Regions from separate parts of the Homo sapiens genome. Here region 2 is linked to region 1. A link is a contact called in ENCODE POLR2A ChIA-PET data. All regions are on one chromosome and are shown on one strand. The core of a region is the stretch at or near the end of the contact, and the rest is flanking DNA. Distances in the headings are between cores, read along the strand shown.

Region 1 (5,722 bases), core at 2,416-4,915:
GATGAAGGCACCGCAGTTAAGATGAAGGATTTTGGTGATTTGTTCCATGTTTTTGTTTTTAAAAGGGGGTTGCTTTACCTAGCTGTGGGAACTGCGAACAGTGCCGCCTGGTGGTCACTTGGAAAACTGGGGGGTGCTGACACCTCGCCTTTCCCTGTGGTTAGGTGGATTTTCTGTCTCTCCTTCCCTCACTCCCTTGCTTCTTCCCTTCCTTTTCCCTTTTCCTTTAATTGCTTCATGGGCTGTCTTCTCCTCTTTTGAAAGGAACTTTTTCTCAGTGTGTAAAACTGGTTGATGCTCAACATAAAAATGTCTAATCGGTCGAGCGCGGTGGCTCACGCCATAATCTCAGCATTTTGGGAAGTCTAGGCGGGTGGATCACCTGAGGTCAGGAGTTCGAGACCAGCCTGGCCAACATGGCAAAACCCCGTCTCTACTAAAAATACAAAAAATGCGAGCATGGTGGTGCACACATGTGGTCCCAGCTACTTGGGAGGCTGAGGCAGGAGAATCACTTGAACCTGGGAGGTGGAGGTTGCAGTGATCAGAGACTGCACCACTGCACTCCAGTCTGGGCTACAAAGTGAGACTCTATCTCAAAAAATAAAATAAAATAAAATAAAAAAAAAATGTCTAATCAAACGGGAAAGGACCAGGACATGAGGAAGAGGAATAATGGCTGTATTGTTGAGGACTTTGTAGGAGCAGTTTGTTGTCTGGACCTCCACAGCCCTTATCTTATTTACGCTTCAGCAACTCTGTGGGGTAGACAGTTGTGACTGTCATTTTACAGATGAGGAAACTGAGGCTTGAAAAGGTCAAGTCACCCGTTAGGACAGCCAAGTACACAAAGATCGGTCAGTTTGGCAGCAGAGGCCAAATTTTCATCCAGTGCTCACCTCAAAGTCCACCATCCAGAGAAAACAGTTTTGGTGAGCACCCTTCCAAAGGCGGTCCTAGGTGGGATACATATGTATCAGGTCATCTCTGTACCATCCGTCTGCCTCCACGCAGCTTCACTACTTCCTTGGACAAGTTACATAGTGTCCTGAGCCTTACTTTCCTTGATTATAAAGATGGGTTATACCAAGACTTTCTTCAGTGGTTGTCAGAACTAAATGAGATAAGGCATGCAAAACCCTTCAGACAAGGGCTGACCTGAGGTTAGTGCACTCTAAATATTATTTGTGACTTCAGTAGCCCCAAGAGGTATTTTGTTAATTTCTGATTTTTTTGGGGTTTTTTTTGGCTATTGTAAAAAACACTGAAGCCAGGCATGGTGGCTTATGCCTGTTGTTCCAGCTACTCCAGAAGCTGAGGGGGGAGGATCACCTGAGCCCAGGAGTTCAAGATCAACCTGGGTAACATAATGAGAACTCATCTCTACCAAAAAAAAAAAAAAAAAAAAAAAAAAAAGCCAGGCATGATAGTGCATGCCTGTAGTCCCAGCTATTTGGGAGGCTTAAGCAGGAGGATCGCTTGAGCCCAGGAGCTTGAGGCTGCAGTGAGCTGTGATTGCACCACTGCACTTCAGTCTGGGCAACAGATTGAGACCCTGTCTCAAAACAAAAAGGAGAAAGAAAGAAAAAAGTATGCTGTAACAGATTTCAAACACTTTTCTTTTTCTTTTTTTTTCTTTTTTTTTTGAGACGGAGTTTTGCTCTTGTCACCCAGGCTGGAGTGCAGTGGCGTGATCTCGGCTCACTGCATCCTCCGCCTCCGGAGTTCAAGCGATTCTCCTGCCTCAGTCTCCTGAGTAGCTGGGATTACAGGCACCCGCCACCATGCCCAGCTAATTTTTTGTATTTTTAGTAGAGACAGAGTTTTGCCATGTTGGGCAGTCTGGTCAATTTCAAACACTTATTACAGGCCTGGTGCAGTGGCTCTCGCCTGTAATCCCAGTACTTTGAGAGGCCAAGGTGGGCAGATCACTTGAGGTCAGGAGTTCGAGACTAGCCTGGCCAACATGGCGAAACTCCGTCTCTACTAAAAATACAAAAATTAACTGGGCATGGTGGCACGCGCCTGTAATCCCAGCTACTCAGGAGGCTGAGGCAAGAGAATTGCTTGAACCTGGGAGGTGGAGGTTGCAGTGAGCTGAGATGGCGCCACTGCACTTCAGCCTGGGGATGCACTATAGTTTTATTTGCTAAATCTGGCAACTGTAGTTGAAATGACTATATTTTTGATATATTGTTGAAACAAAATGGATTATTCCGATGAATTTCATTGTTTCTTTTTACCTTTTCAAATGTGGCAACAAAAAAACTCAAAAGTACCTATGTGGCTCACCTTCTATTTCTTTTATTTATTTATTTACACAGAGTCTTAACTCTGTTGCCCAGGCTGGAGTGCAGTGGTGCAATCATAGGTCACTGCAACCTCTGCCTCCCTGGATCAAGCGATCCTCCCATCTTAGCCTCCCGAGTAGCTGGGACCACAGGCACATGCCATCACGCCTGGCTAGTTTTTTGTAGTTTTGGTAGAGATGAGGTTTTGCCATGTTGCCAAGGCTGAACTCCTGAGCTCAAGCAAGCCGCCTGCCTCGGTCTCCCAAAGTGTTGTGATTACAGGCGTGAGCCACAGTGCCTGACTTACCTTCTGTTATTTCTATTGAGCAGTGCTCTTCTGCATAATTCTTTGATTATCTTCTTCAGGTGTACTTTTTTTTTTTTTTTTTTTGAGATGGAATCTTGCTCTTGTCACCAGGCTGGAGTGCAGTGGTGCAATCTCGGCTCACTGCCACCTCCGCTTCCTGGGTTCAAGTGATGCTCTTGCCTCAGCCTCCCGAATAGCTGGGATTACAGGCGCGTACCACCACGCCCGGCAAATTTTTTGTATTTTTAGTAGAGACGGGGTTTCACCATGTTGGCCAGGCTGATCTTGAACTCCTGACCTTAGGTGATGTGCCCACCTCGGCCTCCCAAAGTGCTGGAATTAAAGGCGTGAGCCACCATGCCCGGTCATAAATAAATATTTTAAAAATAAGGAAGTAAATAACTTCAGAGCCACAAAATGGTGTGAAGCAGAAGAAGAATGAATACCCCAGGTCCACCACCGAGCCCTGAAAATAAATGACCACCAGCTCAGCTGAAACTCCTGGGCACTCCCCAGTATACACAGCAGCTTCCAGATGCAGTTTGTCTATTTGACTTTACCCTTCCCATGAGGCTGGGAGATGGAGGGTGTTATCGCCCCAGTGCAGTTGAGGAAGCACAGAGCTCGGAGAGGTGCAGCAGTGCCTCTCGGGCCACTTCCTTAGGAGAAGAAAGGCGTTGGACCCCAGATGTGCAGGTTTCTGTCATTGCACAGTGAGGAACCAGTGATATGTGGCGGGGAGAGTGGGGAGGGAGGCCCCTGCTATGTTTATGCATTTCCTGGCTGGTGGGGTTAAAAAGTTAACAGGAAAGGAAGAAGTAACTAAACGACTGACTGCCTGGGCTGCCCGGGGTCTCTGGGTTCCCAGGTTGCAGCTTCCTCCCATTGGATGCAGGTTGGGGTGAAAGATCAAGGGTGCTCACTGAGGCCCTCAGGATGCGAGGTAGGGAGTGGTATTTGATCTGGGTCGGGTTACCTAACAAGTAATTAATGCTAAGTGATGATTAGCAAGAAATGCTTTGATCTCCCACCTTGCCTCCAGGAGAACAAAGCCCTTTTCTGGAACTGATTAGGTGCTGTGAGGTCATTTCTGATGCGGTGTCCTTCATATCCAAGATGCTACTGAGCCACCATCTATCACCATCCACCCGACTGGCTGTTTCCACGAGTGGTGTAGGATTTGTTTTGATCTGTCTACACTCTGGCTGCTTCCTTTTATGACCAACGGGCAGGATGGTGGGGGCCTGTCTGTGACCTTACAGGCTGGGTGAAGGAACGGAGCTTATTTGAGGCCCAGCCTCTGACCTCGGCCTTATTAGTGAGCTGACCCCTGGCTCAGCTGCCAGACATGGCTACTGGCTGGCTTGCTGGTTTATTCCCAGAGGAAGAAACTGAGGAAGGACGGAGGACCCAGCCATGACTGCCTCTGGCTAGCAAGCCAGCCTGTGGACCCTGCCAGCTTCTTCATCCATTATCTCTAGTGGCCAAACCAGGCTGCCACTTGAATTTCAATTATTGGCAATTTTTCTGGAGTATGGGAGCAGAGAGGCTGGAGTGTGGAGGACAAGCACCCTGATGGGGGCATGGAGACAGTCCTCATCAGTAGCTGTTGGATCAGCTTCCTTACGGGGACATTTTGGGGCCACACAGGAGCCACAGGAGGAAGCAACACACCCTCGATGCCTTGTGACCTTTGCTTCTGCTTTGTCTCTCTCCCCTTTCCTCCGAAGTTGGTCCGTTCCATCCCAGAGGCCTGCTCCGTCTGGGGTCCCTCCGGAGTGACACACAGCCTTTCCCTGAAGGAGAGGCACGTGATTCAGTGAGAGAGGCCCCGAGTGCTTCCGGCGGGTCCCTGCCCCGCTCTCAGTCCTGTCGGCCCGCAGTCATGAAGCTGATGCTGTGCAGTTGAGGCGGAGGAGGCTGGCAATAATGGCTGTCGTGTATTGCCACCTACTCAGGGTCCTGTAATTTCCCAGGAAGGCCGTGTGCTGTAATGAGGACCAGTCCCCAGGCTGGTGGCATCAGCTTCACCTGGGGGACTTGTGAAAAAATACAGCTTCCTGGCCCCCGCACTTGACGTAGCACATTGAGTAGGCTTGGGGTGGGCCTGGGATCTGCACTTTCTGAAAGCTGCTCAGGGCCAGGCGTGGTGGCTCACACCTATAATGCCAGCACTTCGGGAGGCTGAGGCAGGTGGATCACTTGAGGCCAGGAGTTCGAGACCAGCCTCACTAACATGGTAAAACCCCATCTCTACTAAAAATACAAAAATTAGCCAGATATGGTGGCAGGCGCCTGTAGTCCCAGATACTTGGGAGGCTGAGGCAGGAGAATCACTTGAACCTGTGAGGCGGAGGTTGCAGTGAGCTGAGATTGCATCACTGTACTCCAGCCTGGGTGACAGAGTGAGTCTTGGTCTCATTAAAAAATAAAAGCTTCTCAGGGGCGGGTGCGGTGGCTCACGCCTGTAGTCTCAGCACTTTGGGAGGCCCAGGCTGGAGGATCACTTAAGCCCAGGAGCTGCAGGCTGCAGTGACCTATGATCACTCCACTGCACCCCAGCCTGGGTGACAGAGTGTGATTCTGTCTCAAAAATAAATAAATAAATAAAATAAATAAAATAAATAAAACCCGGCCGGGCGCAGTGGCTCACACCTGTAATCCCAGCCCTTTGGGAGGCCGAGTTGGGCACATCACTTCAGGTCAGGAGTTCAAGACCAGCCTGGCCAACATGGTGAAACACCATCTTTACTAAAAATACCAAAAAAGAGGCCAGGCATGGTGGCTCATACCTGTAATTGCAGCACTTTGGGAGGCTGAGGTGGGCGGATCACCTGAGGTCGGGAGTTCAAGACCAGCCTGACCAACATGGAGAAACCCTCTCTCTTCTAAAAAATACAAAACTATCTGGCGTGGTGGTGTACGCCTGTAATCCCAGCTACTCGAGAGGCTCAGGCAGGAAGGAGAATTGCTTGAACCCAGGAGGCAGAGGTTGCAGTGAGCCAAGATCGCGCCATTGCACTCCAGCCTGGGCAACAAGAGCGAAACTCCGTCTCAAAACAAACAAACAAACAAAAAACCAAAAAAAATTAGCCAGGCCTGGTGGTGGGCACCTGTAATCCCA
Region 2 (5,722 bases), core at 1,709-4,208, 160 kb before region 1:
TCAGGAATTTGAGACCAGCCTGGCCAACATGGTGAAACCCCATCTCTACTAAAAATATAAAAGTTAGCCAGGTGTGGTGGCAGGCACCTGTAGTCCCAGCTACTCGAGAGGCTGAGGCAGGGGAATCACTTGAACCCGGGAGGTGAAGGTTGCAGTGAGCTGAGATTGCACCACTGCACTCCAGCCTGGGCGACAGAATGGGACTCTGTCTCAAAAAAAACAAAACTCGCCAGGCACAGTAATCCTATAATCCTGTAATCCCAGCACTTTGGGAGGCCGAGGTGGGTGGATCACGAGGTCAGGAGTTCAAGACTAGCTTGGCCAAGATGGTGAAACCCCATCTGTACTAAAAACACAAAAATTAGCTGGGCGTGGGGGAGGGCACCTGTAATTCCAGCTACTCAGGAGGCTGAGGCAGAGAATTGCTTGAACCTGGGAGGCAGAGGTTGCAGTGAGCTGAGACTGTGCCACTGCACTCCAGTCTGGGTGAGACTGTGTCTCAAAAAACAAACAAACAAACAAATAAACAAACAAACAAACCATTTCACTGAAGACCAGTGCATTCCAGTCCTGCCTGAAACCTTCTATTTGCACCCTGGGCCACACAACTGAGCTGGGCACGGGGTTGAAAGGAGGTGGTCTCCTGGCTTCTGAACACCCTTGAGTAAGGCAGTTGGCCTTCAGCCTCCATTTACACATCTGTCCAGTGGGGTCTTGTCCAGTCCAAGTCCTCCTGGGCATGATGTGAGGGTTTGAGGAGAGGACATTGGTAACAGCGTCTTTCAAATGCCAGCTCCACCATCCCTCTCTCCCCTGCAGAGAACACAAACGCTTCAGGAGAAATTCAAGCCTGTGTCACCCGATCGCTCAGACCAGTGCGGCTCTGGCTGGAGGAGTCAGCAGCAGCTCCAGGCATGACCCCGGCACCCTCATAGGGCCCCTCACTACCCCCAGCACTGGGTCATTTCTTGCCAATAGGAAGGCTGGTGCTTCTCTCCCAGGCTGTCCTCGGGACCCTCTTCATTCTCTGATCTCATCCTGGAATGCATGAGAATAAAGAATAACCAAGTGGTATAAGCCTGGGCCTATGGGATAAGGATGGGGCACTCGAGGGGGCTCAGCAGGGCTTTCAGGTTTAGAAGAGGGAAGACCTGCCTTGGCTGGGCTGCCTGGGTTTAGCTTGGGGGAGTAAGGGCAGGTCTTAGGCCGGGTGCAGTGGCTCATTCCTGTAATCCCAGAACTTGGGAGGCCAAGGTAAGAGGACTGCCTGAGGCCAGGAGTTCGAGACCAGCTTAGGCAACATAGCAAGACCCTGACTCTACAAAAAAAAATTTTAAAATATAAAAGAAAGGAAAAGAAAAAGAGAAAGAAATGGCAGGTCCCCTGTGAGATAACCCAGATGACCCAGAGAGAAGGCCTGTATCCTGCCACACTGGCTGCCAAGATTGGAGATCATAAAATTTCCTGACCACTTCTCAGCCTAACACAGGGCTCTCAACCTTGAAATCCCATGGAAACTTTGCAAAGCTGTGGAAGCCCAGGTCCCATGCCCAGAGATTCACAGGTTCACATCTAATTCATCTGGGGTGAGGCCTGAGCTTTCAGAAAATTCCCCAGGTGATTTTTTTTTTTTAAGACGTAGTCTCCCTCTATTGCCCAGGCTGGAATGCAGTGGCGCGATCTCAGCTCACTGCAACCTCTGCCTCCCATGTTCAAGCGATTCTCCTACCTCAGCCTCCTGAGTAGCTGGGATTACAGGCGCATGCCACTGAGCCCAGCTAATTTTTGTATTTTTAGTAGAGATGGGGTATCACCATGTTGGTCAGGCTGGTCTTGAACTCCTGACCTCGTGATCTGCCCCGCTCAGTCTCCTAAAGTGCTGGGATTACAGGTGTGAGCCATCGAGCCTGGCCTTTTTTTTTTTTTTTTTTTTTTTTTTGAGACAGAGTCTTGCTCTGTCACCCAGGCTGGAGTGCAGTGGCACAATCTCGGCTCACTGCAACCTCGCCTCCCTGGTTCAAGCGATTATCCTGCCTCAGCCTCCCAAGTAGCTGGGATTACAGGCACCTGCCACCAAGGCTAATTTTTTGTATTTTTAGTAGAGACAGGGTTTCACCATGTTGGCCAGGACGGTCTCGATCTCCTGACCTCGTGATCTGCCCGCCTTGGACTCCCAAAGTGCTGGGATTACAGGTGTGAGCCACTGCTCCCAGCCAAGATCAGATGTTCTTGCATAATGGGCAGGTGAGCTCTGGAGTCACAGTGCCTGGGCGTGAATCTCGGAGCTGTGTGTTCTCAGGAATGTCACCCAAACTCTGTTCTGTTGGTCTCCTCACTTGCAATATGGGGCATTAACAGTACTTACCACCTGGGGTTACTGTGGTTAGTTACTGTGAGGATGAGATAAGGCGGTGGTTTTAAACTGTGGGTAGGATTTTGTCCTCCCTCAGCCCCACTCTTTCTTGGGGACATTTGGCAATGTATGACATTTTTGATGTCACAACAGGCAGGAAGAAGGCTACTGGCATTGAGTGAGTAGAGACCAGGGATGCGGTTAAGCATAGTGCAATATCACCATGCTACAAAAAAAAAAAAAAAAAAGAATTCAGCACCTGTAATCCCAACTACTTGGGAGGCTGAGGCAGGAGAATTGCTTGAACCTGGGTGGCAGAGGTTGCAGTGAGCCGAGATTGCGCCATTGCACTCCAGCCTGGGCGACAGAGCGAGACACCATCTCCAAAAAAAAAAAAAAAAAAAATGTTGAGAAACCCTGAAATACCACGATTCTAGCTAAGACCTCAGCAAGAGGCACATAGCACATAGTAAAGCCTCAATAAACACCACTGACCTTACTGAGGTTCTCTCTGCCCCCTAAGTCATAAGTAGGGTGGCCTCACCAAGGGTGTGGTTCTCAGTCTGTACCTCTGGCACTGGGAAGCCCCGCCTGGCCACCCTAGGATGCAGAATTAATCATAACTTCCAGATATGGAGCACTCACTCTATTCCAGGCCGTGTGCTGACAGCTTCGCAGCAAGCATTCTCTCCTGGCACTCCCCGACAACAGTGAGGTGTCTTGCTATTACTGCCATTTTAGAGGAGGAAACAGGTTCAGGGAGGATCACAAGTCATCAAGCTAGTACTGTGCTTAAACTTAGGTCTAGCTGTTCTTAATGTGCAGAAGAGTGTAAAGGGTTACCATTTTTAAAGAAAAAGTGGGGGCAGGGCATGGTGGCTCATGCCTGTAATCCTAGCACTTTGAGAGGCCGAGGCAGGCGGATCAAGAGGTCAGGAGTTCGAGACCAGCCTGACCAACATGGTGAAACCCTGTCTCTACTAAAAATACAAAAATTAGCTGGGTGTGGTGGAGTGCATCTATAATCCCAGCTACTCAGGAGGCTGAGGCAGGAGAATCACTTGAACCCAGGAGGCGGAGGTAGTGGTGAGCCAAGATCACGCCGAGCCGAGATCGTGCCGCTGCTCTCCAGCCTGGGCAACAGAGCGAGACTCCATCTCAAAAAAAAAAAAAATGTTGGAAGAGGGTGTGCTTGTTTATGTACAAAATGTCGCTAGATTTAAACACAATAAACTGGCAAAGATGGTTGTCTCTGGGGAGAATTGGGGACTTGGGAACAGGAGCTGAAGAACAACTTTTCAGTGTTGTGTTTGGAACCATGTGAATGTATTATGTATTCAAAATGTAAATAAAAATGAAGTTAAAGAGACTGTGCTCCTAACTAGGAGTGTTTGTCTAAGTTGCCTGGGTGTGAGAGCACCTGGGGTGCTTGTTAGAAATAGATTCCAAAGACACACCCAGACCTACTTAAATCAGAATCCTCCAAGGGCTTCGAAACCTGCATTTGACAAGCCTGGCTGATGAGTCGAGTCCCGGCCAGTTTAGGAACAAGAACCCAAGACAACAGGATCCTAGCCCAGAAATAATTCCAGCTGGATCTTGCATCCCTACAGAAGTAGGGAGGTGGCTGTCCTAGGGGAATACGTAAAAGATGTCCAGGACGGCCGGGTGCGGTAGCTCACGCCTGTAATCCCAGCACTTTGGGAGGCTGAGGCAGGTGGATCACCTGAGGTCAGGAGTTGGAAACCAGCCTGGCCAGTGTGGTGAAAGCCCATCTCTGCTAAAAATACAAAAATTAGCCGGGCGTGGTGGCTCATGCCTGTAGTCCCAGCTACTCGGGAGGCCGAGGCAGGAGAATCCCTTGAACCCGAGAGGCAGAGGTTGCAGTGAGCTGAAATCGCGCCACTGCACTCTAGCTTGGGCAACAGAGTGAGACTTGGTCTCAAAAAAAAAAAAAAAAAAAAAAGTCCAGGACTTCTCTGGGGAGCAGTGGGGGTTCATAGAGGTCCCTCCCTCATCTACTTGATACCCTTCAAAAGTGTGGATTAGGCCAGGCGTGGTGGCTCACGCCTGTAGTCCCAACACTTTGGGAGGCTGAAGCGGGTGGATCACATGAGGCCAGGAGTTCCAGACTAGCCTGGCCGACATGGTGAAACCTCCATCTGTACCAAAAAATACAAAAATTAGCCAGGCGTGGTAGTGTGCACCTATAATCCCAGCTACTTGGGAGGCTGAGGCAGGAGGATCGTTTGAACCCGGGAGGCGGAGGTTGCAGTGAGCCAAGATTTCACCACTGTACTCCAGTCTGGGCGACAGAATGAGACTCTGTCTCAAAACAAAACAAAACAAACAAAAAAGAAGTGTGGATCCTGGAGCATGTGACACAGGACTGCAAATGCTGCTGGAGGGAAAAGGAGGGTCCCCTTCCCCACCCAGACTATGAAGCTGCCGTTCACTGTGTCCCAGTCCGCACAGGACAAGAACTTAAGGCCACACTTTCCAAATTGTGTTTCTCCAGAGTCTTGGGGTTCTGTGAAGCACCTGGGACAACAATGATAGGAGAAAGAGAAATATCAGGCCTGCTGATGCTCCACCCACATTTCACTTCAGCCAGACTACATTCTTTTATAAAACTAATTAAAAACTTGGTTTAAATTTTTCTTTTTTGAGACAGGGTCTGTTGCCCAGGCTGGAGTCCAGTAGCACAATCAAGGATCACTGCACCCTCTACTTCCCAGACTCAAGCGATCTTCCAGCCTCAGTTTCCCAAGTAGCTGGGATTACAGGCGCGTGCCACCATGCCCAACTAATTTTTGTATTTTGTGTAGAGACAGGGTTTCGCCATGTTGCCCAGGCTGGTCTCAAACTCCTGGGTTCAAGTCATCTACCTGCCTCATCCTCCTAAAGTGCTGGGATTACAGGCGTGAGCATAACCACTTTCTATATTAGATGTTTGGGACAGACAGAAATCTCAAACTCAAAGGCCTAATGAGGCCAAGAAAGTCACATGAGTGAAGGCGGCCTGGTGTGAGACAAGAGGGAGTGCTGGGGACTGTGGAAAAAATAGGCCCTGGGGAGAGTGTGGCTGCAGTGCAGCTGCTGCTCATTGTTGCTCTGTAAGAAGGTGGCCCCATGCAGCTAGGGCTTCCAACAGTTCTTTAATGTATGTATGTGTGTGTGTGTGTGTATGTATGTATGTATGTATGTATGTATATATTTATTTGGGACCGAGTTTTGCTCTTGTCGCCCAGGCTGGAGTGCAATGCCGTGATCTCAGCTCATTGCAACCTCTGCCTCCCAGGTTCAAATGATTCTCCTGCCTCAGCCTCCCAAGTAGCTGGGATTACAGGTGTGCTCCACTACGCCTGG

The links. ChIA-PET counts read pairs that join two places held with the same protein, here RNA polymerase II (POLR2A).
Region 2: POLR2A ChIA-PET joins it to region 1 with 19 read pairs in IMR-90. The contact joins two enhancer-like sites. POLR2A ChIA-PET finds 5 or more read pairs at or near these places in 8 of 52 experiments (A673, AG04449, AG04450 and 5 more).

Annotation. Positions count from the first base shown.
Region 1 is chr12:121,488,754-121,494,475 of GRCh38, reverse strand. The region is part of intron 12 of KDM2B (lysine demethylase 2B); the gene reads left to right. Among named protein-coding and RNA genes, the nearest start is that of MIR7107, 47 kb to the right of the region's middle. RefSeq lists an enhancer at 3,361-4,074. Within about 2 kb of position 3,665, at least 3 of the 41 ENCODE cell types and tissues checked have a DNase peak (open chromatin) inside an H3K27ac peak, as active enhancers do.
Region 2 is chr12:121,646,742-121,652,463 of GRCh38, reverse strand. MORN3 (MORN repeat containing 3) reads left to right here. Exons shown (of 6, transcript NM_173855.5): 6 at 820-3,722. Among named protein-coding and RNA genes, the nearest start is that of MORN3, 20 kb to the left of the region's middle. RefSeq lists enhancers at 390-889, 890-1,391. Within about 2 kb of position 2,958, at least 4 of the 41 ENCODE cell types and tissues checked have a DNase peak (open chromatin) inside an H3K27ac peak, as active enhancers do.